2 separate regions of the Mus musculus genome follow, and region 2 is linked to region 1. A link is a loop called in an ENCODE intact Hi-C map of the cell type or tissue named here. Cell type or tissue: left cerebral cortex. All regions are shown on one strand.

Region 1 (8,000 bases):
GAACTCAATATGTTAACCAGGCTGACCTAGAACTAACAGAGTTTGGCCTTCTCTTCCTCCTCCTCTTCTTCTTCCTCTTCTTCGTCTGTGCTGGGATTAAAGGTCTGTACCCTCATTTTACCTAGTTTTACTAATTTTTGATGTTCTCTTTTCCCTTACTTTCTTTTAGTTCTTCAGAAATGGTTTCCACTAGCTTTTTGAACACATTAAAAAGTTCTGTTGCCAGGCGTGGTGGCATACGCCTTTAATCCCAGCACTTGGGAGGGAGAGGCAGGCGGGTTTCTGAGTTCCAGGCCAGCCTGGTCTACAGAGTGAGTTCCAGGACAGCCAGAACTACACAGAGAAACCTTGTCTCAAAAAAAAAAAAAAGATTTTGTCATGTAATGGTGAGCACTCTGGACTCTGAACATATTAAAAACACTTTTTTAGGGACTGGAAAGGTGGCTTGGTGGTTAAGCATATTTGTTGCTCTTCCAGGAGATGAATTCCCTTTCCAACACCCAAGTCAGAAAGCCCACAACTGTCTGTAACTCTAGCTACGCATGATCTGATGCCCTCTTTTGGTCTCTGAAGGCACCTGTACAGAAGTGGTATTCTTTCACACAGGCACACTTACATACAGAAACAAAAATAGTAAAAATCTTTAAAAATGATCCTTCTACTATAGGAACTTGCTAAAATATATACAAATACACATATGAAAAGAGGTTTAATGGTGTTACTGTACAATGCAGAGTAGATACCACATGCTAATAAAAAACAGCAATGTGTTACCTTTTTTTCAGTTGTTGACCAGTGGAGTCATATGTGCCAACCCCTAAGCATTGCAGGCTATTGTCCATACACCTGGCTATTCCCCAGAACTTGACAGTCTGACTTGTTGTTGAAGATACTGGACACAAAGAACACAAAGAAACCAAGTTGGTACTCACCTGGAAGCTTCATTCATATTGACTAACTTTCATGGTGCTAAAAGATGCAATGCATGCTACCAGAAGAGAAAAATAACCATCAACCCCGAACCTTGCAAACTACAAAAACAATTGGCCTGACAAGATATTCCAGCTGATGTAATGGTGGCATAAATATTATTGGAGTAACCAACACTTTCTGATTACTAAGGTCTGTTCTATTACACAGAACTAATACCTGGCACTGTTAAAAGGGCCAAGAACTGTGTCTAGATAGGCCATAGGCTTTAAGGAAGAACTCAATACTGTTATTCTGCTAAATGGACATAGTATTGAAATGACTTCTAATACCATTAGATCATAGCATAGATCAGAACGCATTTTAGCCTTCATCAGAGATACTTCTTGTAGTAGATGTCAGTTAACACAGAGACTCTCCGTGAGACAATGCACAGGGAATAGGAGTATGTGGAGTGTTCAGCTTCAATCATACATCATATCTCATCCCTTCTTCCAAGGCCCAGGGCTCTTTTCAGAAGATTAGATGGAGAGATTGCCAGAAGCAGAGGTGGTGGATCAAAGAAACTGTTTTTTAGACATTGGGCGGATGCACAATAAACTCATAGTAATGTGACAACATGCATAAGAAGTAAGCAAACTCAAGCCAGACAAAACTCCAGCATAGTGGTGGGAAGGTAGGTACCAGATCCTACCACTAGCAAAGGGAAGGGAGAGGAAGAGACAGCTTTTAATTATGTAACCCCAGGCAGGTCAACCACATTTCCTGTTAGTTGTTAGTTGGGCAACACAAACTAGACTAGATAGGGAGGAGTGGTTCCAGGTTGGGTGCGAAGAGAGGGAAGGTTTGAGAGAGGGGTTATAGAATGAGCTGGGAAGTGAATATGTTTAACGTTTATTAATTCTTTGAGAATTAATACAAATAATGTTTTAAAATGTGGATGTTTATGTATGTGTGTGAGGGTACGGTGCTCTTGAGAGAAAAGGTCACTGAATCCTCTGGAGATGAAGTTACAAGCAGTTTGCCGCCCACTGTGGTTGCTGGAAAATGAACTTGGGTCTTCTGGAAGAGCAGCAAAAGTGAAAGTGATTAGTAGCTGAGCCACCTCTCCAGGCCCAGTAAGACTTAACCACTGTCTTATTAGGGTTTTACTGCTGTGAACAGACACCATGACCAAGACAACTCTTATAAGGACAACATTTAATTGGGGCTGGCTTATAGGTCCATTATCATCAAGATGGGCAGCATCTTGATGATATCAACATAGCAGCATCCAGGCAGGCATGATGGTACAGGAAGAGTTGAGAATTCTACATCTTCATCTGAAGGCTGCTAGCAGAATACTGTCTTCCAGGCAGCTAGGATAAGGGTGTCAAAGCCCACACCCACAGTAACACACCTACACCAACAAGGCCACACCTACTCCAACAGGGCCACACTTTTTAAATAGTGCCACTCCCTGGGGCAAGCATATACAAACCATCATAACCATATTCTTGTAATAGCCATATTCCTTTTGAGTTTTACTAAAGGGGAATGATTCTGTAATCCATTCTCTTCTACCATTCAGTAGTTCCATGGTGATTTTTGAGTCAGGAATGCTTTTAAAAAAAATTAGGGCTGGTGAGATGGCTCAGTGGGTAAGAGCACCTGACTGCTCTTCTGAAGGTCCGGAGTTCAAATTCCAGCAACCACATGGCGGCTCACAACCATCCATAACAAGATCTGACTCCCTCTTCTGGAGTGTCTGAAGACAGCTACAGTGTACTTACATATAATAAATAAATAAATAAATAAATAAATAAATAAATAAATAAATCTAAAAAAAAAAAAAAAAGAAACGCTTTAAAGATGCATTTTAACATATTTGAGAAAGTGGGAGTAATCCATAAACATGGTGAGTGACCTAAACGGCGTCCCAGGATGTGATAGAAACTTGCCAAAGTTAATTTGAGTAACTTTGTTTTGAAAATCTAACACAAAGATAAAAGGCCGTTATCGTTTAATTATGTAGAGAAGTAGTTTTTTTTCAATACGTATTGAAACAGCTGAAAATAAGAGGCAGGAACACTGGAAAAACGTCAAATTTCCTTGAGGTTCCCCCCCCCCCCCCCCCCACACACACACAGGGTTTCTCTGTGTAGCCCTGGCTGTTCTGGAACTCACTTTGTAGACCAGGTTGGCCTCGAACTCAGAAATCCGCCTGCCTCTGCCTCCCAAGTGCTGGGATTAAAGGCGTGCACCACCACCGCCCGGCCTATAACCCCTTTTTTAGGCAGTGAAGGCAAGAAGAGGTAAACTTGTATGCGGAAAGAGCCTGTATATTTCTAACCATCTCCCTATCCCCCACCCCTTTAATTTTTGCTTTTCAAGTGACCAAGAAAACCTTAATTCAACCTTTTACATTTTGAGGAAGGCCACAAAGGCGAAGGACAGAACCAAGCCAAGTCTAGCCTCCACAAGGCTGATAACTCCAAAATTCCCAAAGCATGGAGACCTCAGTGAAGCAGGATTGGCACTGTGAAAAAAACCAGGAGGGCGGAGCAGCTCGCCTGACTTCCGCCTCGCGGGGACCGGGACCAGGCGGCCTGCGCGTGCGCTGTGTGCTCCTCCGCCCCCAGCCGGCTCCGCCCCCCCCCCCCCCCCCCCCGCCGGCTCCACTCCCCGGCGGACTCCAATTGGCGGTAGAAGAAAGGAAGCCGAAGGAAGCCGGGAACCCGGAAGTACTTCTCTGCAGAGGCCTGGGCGACTCTTTTGAATGGAATCGGGCTGATTCATCGCCTGTTCTCCGAGCCAGGTCCTTGTTGAGTGTGAGGCGCTGCCCTCGCCGCCGCGTCGCCACAAGGCCAGGTAGGATGCAGACCGCGAGCTCTCTTCAGGCGGCCTCAGCCGAGCCCCGAGGCGGGCCTGGGACGTCCGGGAGCCTGCCTCGCTAGGCCGCCTTCAAGCCTTGGGCTTTCCTGAGTCACGTTGCCCAGCCAGGTTGCCGGTGGAGTCCGGGGCCTGATGGGATTGCGGACCCCTTGGTCCTTTCTTCCCTCACCTCCGGGTGTCCGGCAGGGTTAGGGCTGGATGTCATCTCCTTGCAAACGTTTCTGCTTCCCTCTAGCTTGGGAACCTTTAACCCATCAACTGGCAGAACCCTGTTTATGATCTACGTGTGTTCGTCTTTAGATCTTCCTGTGTTGAAAAACTTCCAGTCCAGGGAAGAAAAGGAGCGAGGATGTTCGCTTAATCGTTTGTCCTGCTAGCTTTAAAAACCTTCAGAGAGGCATGCTTTTAATCCTGAATGTTTTTAGAATAAAGTTGGGTTATTCCTGCTATGCCATTACTTCTTGTACTGCTCCACTTGAGTACTGGTCTGTGAATGGTTACATGTCCATTTTTGAGTAAAGTAGAAATCAACTACCGCTGCTGCGGGTTATTAGAACTCAGTTTTCCCGTGGGTCGATCGAACTCAGTGTCTGCCAAAGAATGATGCCCGCATTTCAAAAGAGTCTTAAGAAATTTGGGAACGCTTTGTTTACTTATTAATTTGGAGATAGGTTCTTACTCAGTATATCTGCTTGGTCTAAAACTAATTATGTACACCAGGCTGGCCTTAAATTAATATAATCCTGCCTCAGTTTACCAAGTGTTGAAGTTAAAGGCATGTAATTCCACTTTAGCACGGAGTGAAAAAAAAGTTAAAATGGCAACCAAGTTCCACGTCATGGCTGTGGTAGTTTGTAATTGGCCCCAATAGGCCCATAAGGGAGTGGCACTATTAGGCAGTGTGGCTTTGCTGGAGGAAGTGTGTCACTGTTGGGGTGGGCTTTGAGGTGTCATAAGCTCAAGTGTGGCACACAGTCTTCTGCTGCCTGTGGATCAAGATGTAAAACTCTGAGGTACCATGTCTACCTGCATGCCACCATGCTTCTCACCATGATGAAAATGAACCTGTAAGCTAGCCCCAATGAAATGTTTTCTACAAGAGGTGCTGTGGTCATAGTGTCTCTTCACAGCAATAGAATCTTCAAGACAGTGGTAAACACTTCTAATGCCAGAATTCAGGAGGCAGAGGCAGGCTGATCTCTGAGTTGAAGACCAGCCTAGTCTACAAAAACGAGTTCTGAGCCAGTTAGGGCTATACAGTGAGATCCTGTCTCACAAAAACAACAACAACAACAAAAATAATATGAAAGCGCTAGTAAAGATCTAATTTATAGAAAAGGCCTTAAATGTTAGCAAAGAAATACAGTTCTCATGTGAACACTCGCAGTACTAGGGAGGAAAAGGTGGGGAGAATCTTCTGCTGTTTGAGGCCGGCCTGGTCTGTGTAACCGATTATAGGTCAGGCTGCTGCTGGTTCTGCTTTTCTGTTTGTTTTTGAGATGGCTTCTCCCTACACAGCCCAGGCTAACCACTGCCTGATGGGATCTTCCTGCTTTAGCCTCCACAGTGTAGTGTTGGAATTACAGGTATGTGCATCAGTACCCAGCCTAAAAATTGGTTGTACTGCTGCAAACATAATGTAAGTAAAGCAACAAGACAAGCACTTAACGTTGAAGTTGGAAACTGGACAGATTGTCAATGTGGATAATTAATATAATGGTGCCCGTCTTGCCATGTTACCTCAATCAATGGTTTGTTTTTTAATGTTTAAATTCTATTGCTTAGGGCCTTGAGAGAGTTCCTGCAGAGTACCTGGGTTCTATTCCCAGCACCCATATCCAGTGACTCACAATGGATTGTAACTCCAGCTCTGCAGATGTCCTGGGGTACCTGTACTGATGTGTAGATACCCTCCCCCCACACAATTAAAACAATACAAATAAATTGTATGTCTTAAAGTGCATAGGTTGTATATGTAGACATAATTAAGATAAACAGTGGCTCATCATTAACTATAGTGAATGTGTTTTGGTAAAGAACTGAAAGTTGTTTTGAATTTGCCTAAAACAAAGTTAAATCTTGTCAAAAGAACAACATTTTGAAGTTCTGATCTTTTATTTTACTCTCACCTGTTGGATTTGGGACGTTTATCCCACCCCCACCCAATAAGATCTTTGATAATAAAACATTGTTATTGTAGTTAAAAAGCTGGATTTTTAACTTCAGGGACTGGATTCATCTCCTTTGTATACTTGCCATATAAACACTATACCTAGTACCTAGATTCAGAATCATTTGAAAGTCAGTAACAGGAAGCAGTTGTGCCTTTTTGGTGAATATTTTGCTTAGATGTTGTAATTAGCGACCATGTGGTAGATAGCTATGTTTCTTTTAAGACTAAATTCGCAGTCTTCTACATGGAGGTTGGAGTGGAATCCTGTTTTTTAATTTTTAAAATACTGATTCACTGATTGGTGTTTGTAGGAGATGGGGGAGACAGATACAGGTGGAGACAGTTGGATACAATGGCTGTGAAAAGGGGAGAAGTCTGATGGCATCCAGAAGTCAGTTCAGCACTTCCACCATTTGGGTTCTGGGGCTCAAACTAAGACATCAGGCTAAGCAGTAAGCCCTTCAGTTGCTAAGCCTCCTTGCTGGTGGCTCCCAATCTTGCTTTCCAAGTGTTGTAATTCCAGTATTCCCCAGGCAGAGGTGGTAGGATTGCTGCACCTGTGAGACCAGCGTGTCTATGGCAAGGTCCTGGGTGGTGAGACCATGTCTCATAAAAACTAAAAGGTGGGGAAAAAAAATCCTACTTAAAGAGTTACATTTAATTTTAGCTCTAGTTCTGATTGAACTGGAAAAAGTAGGGTCGAAGTTCCTATCTTCCACAAATCAGAGAACAGAGGAATTGAATGTAGAAATATAGTGGGATCCCAAATATGGAGTAGTTTGAAAGGATTTACTATTAGTTTGAGAGTATTAATATTTACATAGAGGAATGGGGAGTAAAACAGTAAAGTAGGAGATACAATGTAAAGCCTGAATGACTAAGTGCTTCATGATTTTAAATGAAGTCTAGGTAGTTTTGATTTGTTAGTATCCCTAGGAAGGTGGGAAGTGTAAACTCATTCAACTCTGAAGGCTCTGCTTTCTAGGTTGCCATTGTTCCATGCAGTGCCTATAAATACTGGAGAACTGATTTAAAGCCATCATGAACATGATCTAAAAATAATTACATTTTAGTCAGCTATTACCCTGAGAGATTAAGTGGCAAGTTATCAACCTTCAAGTAGATACTTGTTTTAGGCTCTTTGCTAATAAGGGTTCTGAATATTGCTATGTATGTGATGTTATACTGGGTATGTAAAACACGTCATCTTGTGGTAAGAAATGTGTTAAGAGAAGTTATATCAGGGGTAGACAGGGAAGGGGCTCAGAGTGCCTAGCAGCACTTGTAAGAGCACAGGATTCAGGTTAAGCTTCCAGCACCCATGTTCAGAGGATCTGACACCCTTTTCTGGATCTTAAGGGGCACCAGGCATTCATATGGTATGCATTCATGCATGCAGGTAAACACACATCAAAATAAAATAGATTAAAGAAAATACCAAAGTGAATCTATTATAAGTGGGCTCTTAAATCCTCAGTTTTTTGATAGGTGGAAACTTAGTTTGGATCTAGAAACCTTTTATATTGCTTCTGTTTCTGAGAATTGAAGATGTTCTCTTTTAACCGGGTGGTTATGCCTCATGACTTGGAGGCAGAGGCAGGCAGATCTTTGTGAGTTTTAGGCTTAGCCTGGTCTATAGAGTGAGATCCAGGACTACACAGAGAAACCCTGTCTTGAACCCCACCCACCAAAAAACCCCAAAGCAACAACAATGACACCCTCACTTTTATGTTACTGTGTACAGTTTACCTTGTGAACCTTTTGCTGAATTCTGAAAATGTACGCCCCTGTCTCCAATATGATGGATTTATTTCTGTGAATATACCTGGTGTTCTATGGCTTCTAAGGGGCTTCAGAGTGAGGAAGAAGGGTGGCCATTCTAAGATGGTGAGTGCTGTTATAAAAGTAGCACTCATTGTGTGCTTGTTTTATGCTTATGGTTGTGTTAAATGTTTTTCTGTGTGCATTGATTTCTAAACAGCTGTATGAAACAGACGTTCTCTATTCTCTTTTTGTGAATGAG
Region 2 (8,000 bases), 120 kb before region 1:
TCATAAATCATATGTAAAAAGTAAGTTCTGACAGAGACTCAGAGTCCCAGCTGTCTAATAACATCCTTTCCTTATTGATTCCACATAATTGGGTATAGAGCATCACACCTATCACTCACATTACAGAATTGTTATCCTCTAAATCTTAGCCCCCAAACAAATAATAAAGATACTTACCAGGAACACTGGGGCCAGAATACCACTTGTAGGTCACACATAATAACAATTACTGTCCAACTGATAAGCAGGTGCCCCAGGACTGTTAGCATTTTCCCTATTCTTCAGGCCTCCAGACTTGCTTCCCTTCACACAGCAAAGAGCATGTCCAATTCTTCCAGGAAGTGTCTTATCAGCAGAGTAATGGGGATTTTAACAGTGCCTTTGTGCAAGGTAGGAAAAAAAAATTTCTCTGGGAAAACTCCGACAAACCTCAGCAAGTGACCACAGCCTGTTCAACCATACATATTTGATACTGACTATAAGACTTAATCTTCAGCACCCTGTGATATTGTAAGTATTCATATAAAAAAAACTTTAAATGGAGAGTCTAAGACACAAAAAGCTCATCCAGATGTGACTGTAAATCAAAAGGCACCATATTGACTGGGATATTTCATATCAGAGGTTTATCCAATACCTGAGATTCCCAACTATAGTAAATATTTATATTGGCATGCTTCCTTGCTCCTAGATTTATATTCAGAACTCTCCATAAAATATGAATTAGCTTCAAAAATAGGTCCTGTTTTCATCCCCTTTCCCAATGCTGTGATTAAATACTCTGACAAAAGCAACGTAGAGGTAAAGGGGTTTATTTGGCTCACAATCCCAGGTTACAATTCACCGTTGCAGAGAAGTAAAGGCAACAGTAATGTCAAACAGCTGCTCACATCCACAGTAAAGAGCTGAGAGTCAGTGAATGCATGATTGCTTTCACACAGCTTGCTTTTTCTATTCTTATCTAATCCAGGAAGGAACCCGTTCCTAGGGAATGCAGCCACCGAAGTGGGCAGGTCTTCCCACCTCAATTACTGTCTTAAAGAAAAGCGTACAGGCTGATCTAGACCATCCCTCACAAAGACCCCCTTCCCAGGACATTCTAAATTATGTTAAGTTATGACTAACACTATCATAGGCCCCAAGGCACATTTTTTTTAAAGCTTGTGATTCCCCATACTACCAACATCAATGCCACTTCATTACTTACTAATCAGAAGTATATACTAACGAGTGAGGAGTAATTGCATTATCATTTTAAAAGATTATTCCTCAAATATCCACACTCGTTATTTGTTAAATGTGGAATCATAAATACATTATTGCTTCTTAGAGTTTTACAGTGTTGGGGTTGGGGAGATAATTCAGTCAGCAAAGTTCTTCACGGGCATAAAGACCCAAGTGTTTGTGTACTTATAATCCCAGCACTGGAGAAATGGAAATAGGCAGGTCCCTGGGACTTATCAACTAGAAAGCATATTCTAATCAATGAGCTAGCCCCAGGTCCTAATGAGAAACAATGTCTCAAGAAACAATATGAATGGCCATGCCTAAGGAGCATCCAATGACAATCCAATGACAATCTTCAGCTTCCATGCATGCATGTGTGTGCAAGCACATGTTAGAAACACATGCATGCCTGCATATACATATACACAAAAATAATTCTACCAATGTTATCCAATATACTTCTTACAGTTCTCATAAAGCATATATTGTATGTTGATCGTATGTCCCCCACACATATCCTCCCTTTCTCAGGCCTCCCTCTTCCCATCAGCCCTTCTTGTTCCATTAGATAGTTTCACTTCAACTTTTGTATTTTGATTTTATATATTTATTTAAAATCTAGGAAATACAAATGAAAGCTAAAACTAAAAAAAAAATCTATTTTTTTGTACATTCTGCCGTTGTCCTTATTTGGTTCTATAACAGATACTGTGAAGAGTGCTACAATAAATATTGCCGTGCAGATATCTCCATGATATATCAACTTGGAGTTCCTCGGGTAAATACCCAGCAATGATATAGCAAGGTCATATCAACTTTTTTTTTTTTTTTGAGAAACATCCATATTGACTTCTGTAGTGATTGGACTAATTTATATTCCTACCAGCAAAGTACAATGGTTCGCTTTTGTTCAATTCCTGCCAGCAAACATTTTGGTTTTATTTGTTTTCCTTATCGCTTCCATGCTGACTGGGGTAAAATGGACTGCCAATATAGTTATAATTTTTATTTCTCTGATGGTTGGTGGCATTTAACATTTTTATATGTTTATTGGTCTTTTGTATCTCATCTCTTGAGCTGTCCATTTCATTGGCTGATTTTTGATTGGGTTGTTTCCATGTTTAATTTATTGAGTTCTTTATATATTCTAGATATTAATCCACTGTCAAATTCCGTAACAACAATTTTCTCCCATTCTGTAGGCTATATCTTTGCTTATTTAACATGAGGTCCCATTCATCAATTATTGGCCTTATTCTCAGAGCAAATAAAGTCCTATTGACAATTTTTGCCTAAGCCTAGATCTCCTCCACTTTTTTCTCTAACCGTTTTAGAGTTTCAGTTCTGACATTCAAGACTTTGGTTCTTTTTGAGTTGATTTTTTTTTTTGTACAGGTGAGAGATATGAATCTAGTTTCATTCTTCTATATATGAATGTCCACAACACTATATTTTTAATATTCATTGAATGTCAATGCTGATGAAAGTCGTAATCATTACAGGAAAAATAAAATATATGTCTGTGTTTTGATTTAAAAATCATCAATTTTAAACAGTTCTGTCAGCATTTAGGCCCGTTGCACATGTACAGTCATTTCTCTTCATGACTAAACATCATGGGAATGGAAAATAAAAAAAATCTATGTGTAAGAAATGCATATTTTCCTTATTCAAAGTTTGCAGCACATCTATATTTCTAACTGCCTATGTAGTCAGCCTTGTGTTCTTAATGTATTATTAATTCTATAATTTTAACAAGGAATTTCTAAAGCAGCTTCAAGTGTACTCAAAACCAATGCTGAATGAACTAGATTTCATTAAAATGTGAAATTTCTACTCTTCCAAAGATATTATCAGGAGGCCCGTGGCCTCTCATGCCCTTAATTCTAGTACCAAGGAAACATGAACAAGCAGATGTTTGTGAGTTCAAGGCCAGCCTGGTTACATAGAAATTTCCTGGCTATCTAGACCTGTTTAAAAAACAACTAATATAAGCATATGCAAAGAAAGGCCATGTGCCCTTAAAGAAAACACTTCCTCTCCCAGAAGTCATCAGTTAAATCAATCAAGACACAATTGCCTGTTAGAACAACCAAAATCTAGAATACTAAAAACACTGAATGAGGACTGGCACAGACAGAAACTTTCCTTCATTACTGCGCTAACAAAATAGATACACACTTACCATCTTTCATATTCTTTGCATCTGCCTTAAGGAGTTGATAATTTATTTTTTCCTCATGAAAATTAGAACATTGTTCTTGCTAGCAGTTTTTTCCACCTCAGCACTGAGGATGAAGATGAGGAACATGCTGGAAGTTTCTAGACCTTTCTCTCAATTTACTTTGCATCTAACCCTGCTCTAGAGAAAACAAGTCATTTTGTTTTATTTTAATATGAGCAGTGCTGTGTCACAATTAACTTGATGACTTAGTGGGAAAAAGTGTTTACTTGATCTAAATGTTATAGGTGGGAAGTTCTGCTTGTTAAAATTTTGAGTAATATTTTATAATATTTTTTAAAGAATCATATAATGTGTTTGTTCTATTTTTCCTTTAGAAATATATTATAATGCATATATGTCTGGGTGAGGGTATAGGATCCCCTGGAACCAGAGTTACAGACAGTTGTGAACTGCCATGTGTGTGCTGGGAATTAAACGGGGGTCTTCTGGAAGAGCAATCATGTGTTTAACCTCTGAGCCATCTTTCCAGCCCCACAATGTTCTGACCATATCCCCCTCAACTCCTCCTAGATCCATCCCCTCTCCCAACCTTATGACCTCCACCTCCCACCCCAAGTGACCACAAAGTCCAGTTTGTGCTGCCTGTATAAATTCAGACATAGTATCATCTACTGAAGCATGAGACACACCCTAAATAAAACTGGCCTCCTCCCCTCAAGTCCACCCACTGCCCTTAGCTCCTCACAGATACTGGTTTGACATATGGGCTTGTGAACCCCACCCACCACTGTGGTAGCAGGTTGATTGGTTGGATCTTGCTTAGGTTTTCTGTGAGCAACCGCAGCTGATGAAAGTTTTTTAATAGTTTTAAACGATGGTTTGAATTTTAAAATTTGCCCCAAATATTCAAGCTAACGGTTAGAACCAGACAAGTGTTTGAATCTTTGAACTAAAGAGAAAATGGGGCAGCCAGAACCCAACTCTCTTGTTCTAACACGGAAAAGATGTTTTTCTCACTGCGTCCATCTGAAATTTCTCTCTCAGCTATCATTCAAGCATGTCTGGATAAAATAATGAGAAACTTTTAATCCCCGAGAAATTTACTAGAAATTGAATTTTTTTTAGCAAGTATATCCATTGGAAAGTATTACTAGTGGGAGGAAACACCGAGTGTATATGTAATATTTCTCAAGTTGTGGACTTTAACTCAATTATATTCGCATAAGGATCTGGTGAAAACTGTAATTTCCTGGGCCTTCCCCTACCTGCTCTAAACAGGAATTTCACAATATATCAAGTTTTTCTGAGTGGTTCTCTAACCTACATATAAGGTAATATTAGAAGTAGTTATTTACTGTTTGCTCAAAATTCTAGCTAAGACACTGAAGTGACCTTTAAACAAATGACTTATGTTTAGGGTTCTCTTACTGTCAGATGCTATTTCCTGTATGGCCCCGGGCCTCCAAGGAGCTTGGCGGGGCGGGGCTTTGTGGGCGGGGCTTTCCTGCAGAGGCGGGACGTGGGGCGGGGCTGGCCCTGAGGATGGAAGGTGAAGCGTTAATGACTCAGAGCGCAGTCGCTGCCCTCTGAACTGGAACGGAAAGCTACTTCCGGTTGCAGTCATTCTGCCGGGCACCGGCGACCTGTGGCGTGAGCGAGCACAGCCGGAACCCTCCACTGTGAGTAAAAGCGGAGACAGGGAGTCTGGGTCGGCCGAGCCCGGGGACGCAGGGCTGGGGTGTGTGAGCGGGTGTGGGATGCGCTGCGCTGCACCGAAGTCTCCTCCGAGAAGTAGAGCTGCGGCCCCAGCGAGTTTACAGCGCGATTTTGAGCGAGAGAAAGCGCGGGTCCCTGTCCCCGAGCTGACCCTGTGGGGCTTTCCCGGCCCGTGACCTCAGCTCCGCGACGACAGTCCCCCACCCGTCGCGGCAGGGTGACTGCCGCTCTCCTCGCTGCTTCCCGGGGCTGGAAACGAGCGCGGCACGGCCTGCGGTGTTGGGGCGCCGGGGATCCCGGAGTCCTCGACTTCGCAGAAGCCGGTCGCCCCGGCGGTTATGCCCTCGAACACTTAATAGACTCTTTGTGTCTATCCCGGGAGTTGCACAATTCCCTTCTCTGCTTTCCTGTGGAGTGTCATCATAGTCTTGTCAATGAGAAGTTGGGTAACTTCCCCCTAGGAGTCCCGGAGAGAATGGGTGGCCAAGGCTCAAAGAGCAGAAGTAGCCATCCTCCTTCCCTGGTCACCCAGTCATTAGGTAGAGTCTCCACCGTCGTGTAAACTGAGTGGCAACGAGTTATACACCAAAAACAAGCAAGCAAGCAAACAAACGAGAAGAAAAAGAGCAATGCTTGTCCTGAAATCCGATCAAGGGGGAAGATGCTCGCTGTACCCCCAGAGGACTTAGGCTCTCTCACTATTAGGCTGGCTGTACAAAGCAGCCTTCTTGGGTGTCTTTTTCTCTCGCAGAAACTTTTGAGAAGTTAACATGAAGAAGAAACGATAAGCTAGAAAGTGAAGAGAGGTGGAGTAACACCCCGCCGTTTGCCCAGTAACAGAAAGACAAGCACCACCTTCTTGCGAAAAGCCATATTGTCCCCTTTGAGAGGGGCCGTGAACCCCTCAAATGATAAAGGAGAAAATGAAACCACCCCGCTAAAGCGTTTTCAATCATGTAAGACAAAGCCTTCCACATCTCTTAAAGGCGCCTACTCACGTTGTTTTGCTCCCCTATGGAAATGAGATCATTGCTTACTCTGTACACCCTCTTCTCTTGGCGTTGGTCACTTTTCCCAAGTTTGGATTTTTATGTCGTTTTTTTTTTCTTCCTTCCTTCCTTTCTTCTTTCTTTCTTTCTTTCTTTCTTTCTTTCTTTCTTTCTTTCTTTCTTTTCCTTTCTTAAAGGTACAGTTGTTGCCAGGCATGGTGGCTCATGCTTTTAATCCCAGAACTCAGGAGGAAGATACAGATATAGTAACCCTTCATGCTATGTGCCACATACTGTAAAGAACTATTAGTCATGTGGCTTTGCCTAGGTTTTGTATCCAAGATTATTGTCCTCTTGCAAATTATTGAGATAATTTCCTGTGCTATTTCATTTTAATACTTGACTCATTTTAAACATCTGAAGTTATTCTTGTACACTGTAGAAACATAATTATGAATTAGGTATCATAGGTTTTTTTTTTCAACGTAATAAAAACAAACATACCAGGAAGAGGAATTTTCATTTGAGGTATCGTCTCTATCAGAATGGCCTGTGAACTTGTCTGTGAGGTATTCTTTTATTGCTGGTTGATATGGGAGGATCCAGCCAGCTCTGAGTACTATGATCCCTGGGCAGGTGGGCCTAGACTTTATAAGAAAGAATGAGCAAGCTGGGAGAAGAAAACTGGGAAGTAGGCATCAACCTTCTGTGGTTTTTTGCTCCAGCTTCTTGCTTGAGTTTCTGCTCCAACTTCCCCCAGTGATGGGTTTTGAACTATGAGTTGTAAGATGGAGTGAACCCCTTCATTCTCAAGTTGCTTTTGGTCATAGTGTTCATCATAGCATCAGAAACAAAAGTACAAGTGGGTTAGGTGAGTAAGTTGACTTAGCAAGTAAAGGTGTCTGCCACTAAGCCTGACATCAGGGATCCATCCCGAGGACCAGCAAGGTAGAAGGAGAGAAACTAACCCCTCAATGTTGCCCTGTGACTCTTTTACACACACACACACACACACACACACACACACACACACACTACACGCCAAAAAAGAAAAGGAAAGAAAGAGAGAAAAGAAATTAGTTCTTTCAGTTCTTTTCCAACTGACTGAAAATTCTTTTTTTATTTTTTTTGAAGTCGAAAGATTGGGCCATGTGAGACCCTGTCTAAAAAGAAAAGCCAGGCATGGTGGCACATGCCTTTAATCCCAGTGCTAGGAGGCAGAGGCAGGATCTCTGTTGAATTCAAGGCCAGGCTGGTCTATAAGCTAGTCAGGTCTATATAAGCGAGACCTGGTTCTCTAAAAAAAGAAGAAGAAAGAAAGGAAAGTTTACAGCGGCTAATTTTATGCTATGTGTAATGTGTATTCTGTCACAGGTTTTAGGGGTGTGTCTTGGTTTTTTTGTTTGTTTGTTTGTTTTTAATCTTTTTCAAGATTAGGGGTTGAAAAATGTGACACATATTACAAAGGCCTGAAATGCACATTTTCAGTTGCTTAGAACCAGGTACCCTTGCCTATTCTAACACTCCTCAGTTTTTGTTTTTGTTTTTGTTTTTGGACTGCATTAGCGATCCACCCAAAATGTAGTCCTTTGTTTTCCCTCTCTACATATAGTTCATAATCTTGATTTTGAAAGGTTTTTTTTTTTTTACCTATTCGGATAGCTTCCTCTTTTCCTTAAATTATTGAAGATTAGCACAGCAGGCAGAGGAAAAATGGCAGTATACATTCTAAAGGGAATGTGGTTTGAATGAGAATAGCCTTTAGTCACCAGCTTGGTGAACTGTCTAGGAACAATTCTGATGTGTGGCTGTGTTGGAAGAGGTGTGTCAGCGAGGATGGGCTTTGAGGTTTCAAAAGGCCTATTCTCTCTCCACACTATTTC

The links. Peaks named below come from ENCODE experiments on the same cell type or tissue, not always from the same donor. Only the 100,000 strongest peaks of a DNase experiment are listed, where the experiment ranks them.
Region 2: it touches region 1 in a loop (4-fold over the local background); 4 of 42 quality-filtered maps call a loop at or near these places.

What each region holds. Positions count from the first base shown.
Region 1 is chr2:61,708,094-61,716,093 of GRCm38, forward strand. Psmd14 (proteasome (prosome, macropain) 26S subunit, non-ATPase, 14) reads left to right here and starts at 3,601. Exons shown (of 12, transcript NM_021526.2): 1 at 3,601-3,780. In left cerebral cortex, no CTCF peak of the experiment used is centred here; a DNase peak (open chromatin) is centred at 3,588; H3K4me3 peaks cover 1,872 bases; H3K27ac peaks cover 1,092 bases.
Region 2 is chr2:61,588,118-61,596,117 of GRCm38, forward strand. It overlaps Tank (TRAF family member-associated Nf-kappa B activator), which reads left to right and starts at 4,980. Exons shown (of 8, transcript NM_001164072.1): 1 at 4,980-5,091. In left cerebral cortex, no CTCF peak of the experiment used is centred here; a DNase peak (open chromatin) is centred at 4,993; H3K4me3 peaks cover 1,731 bases; H3K27ac peaks cover 1,276 bases.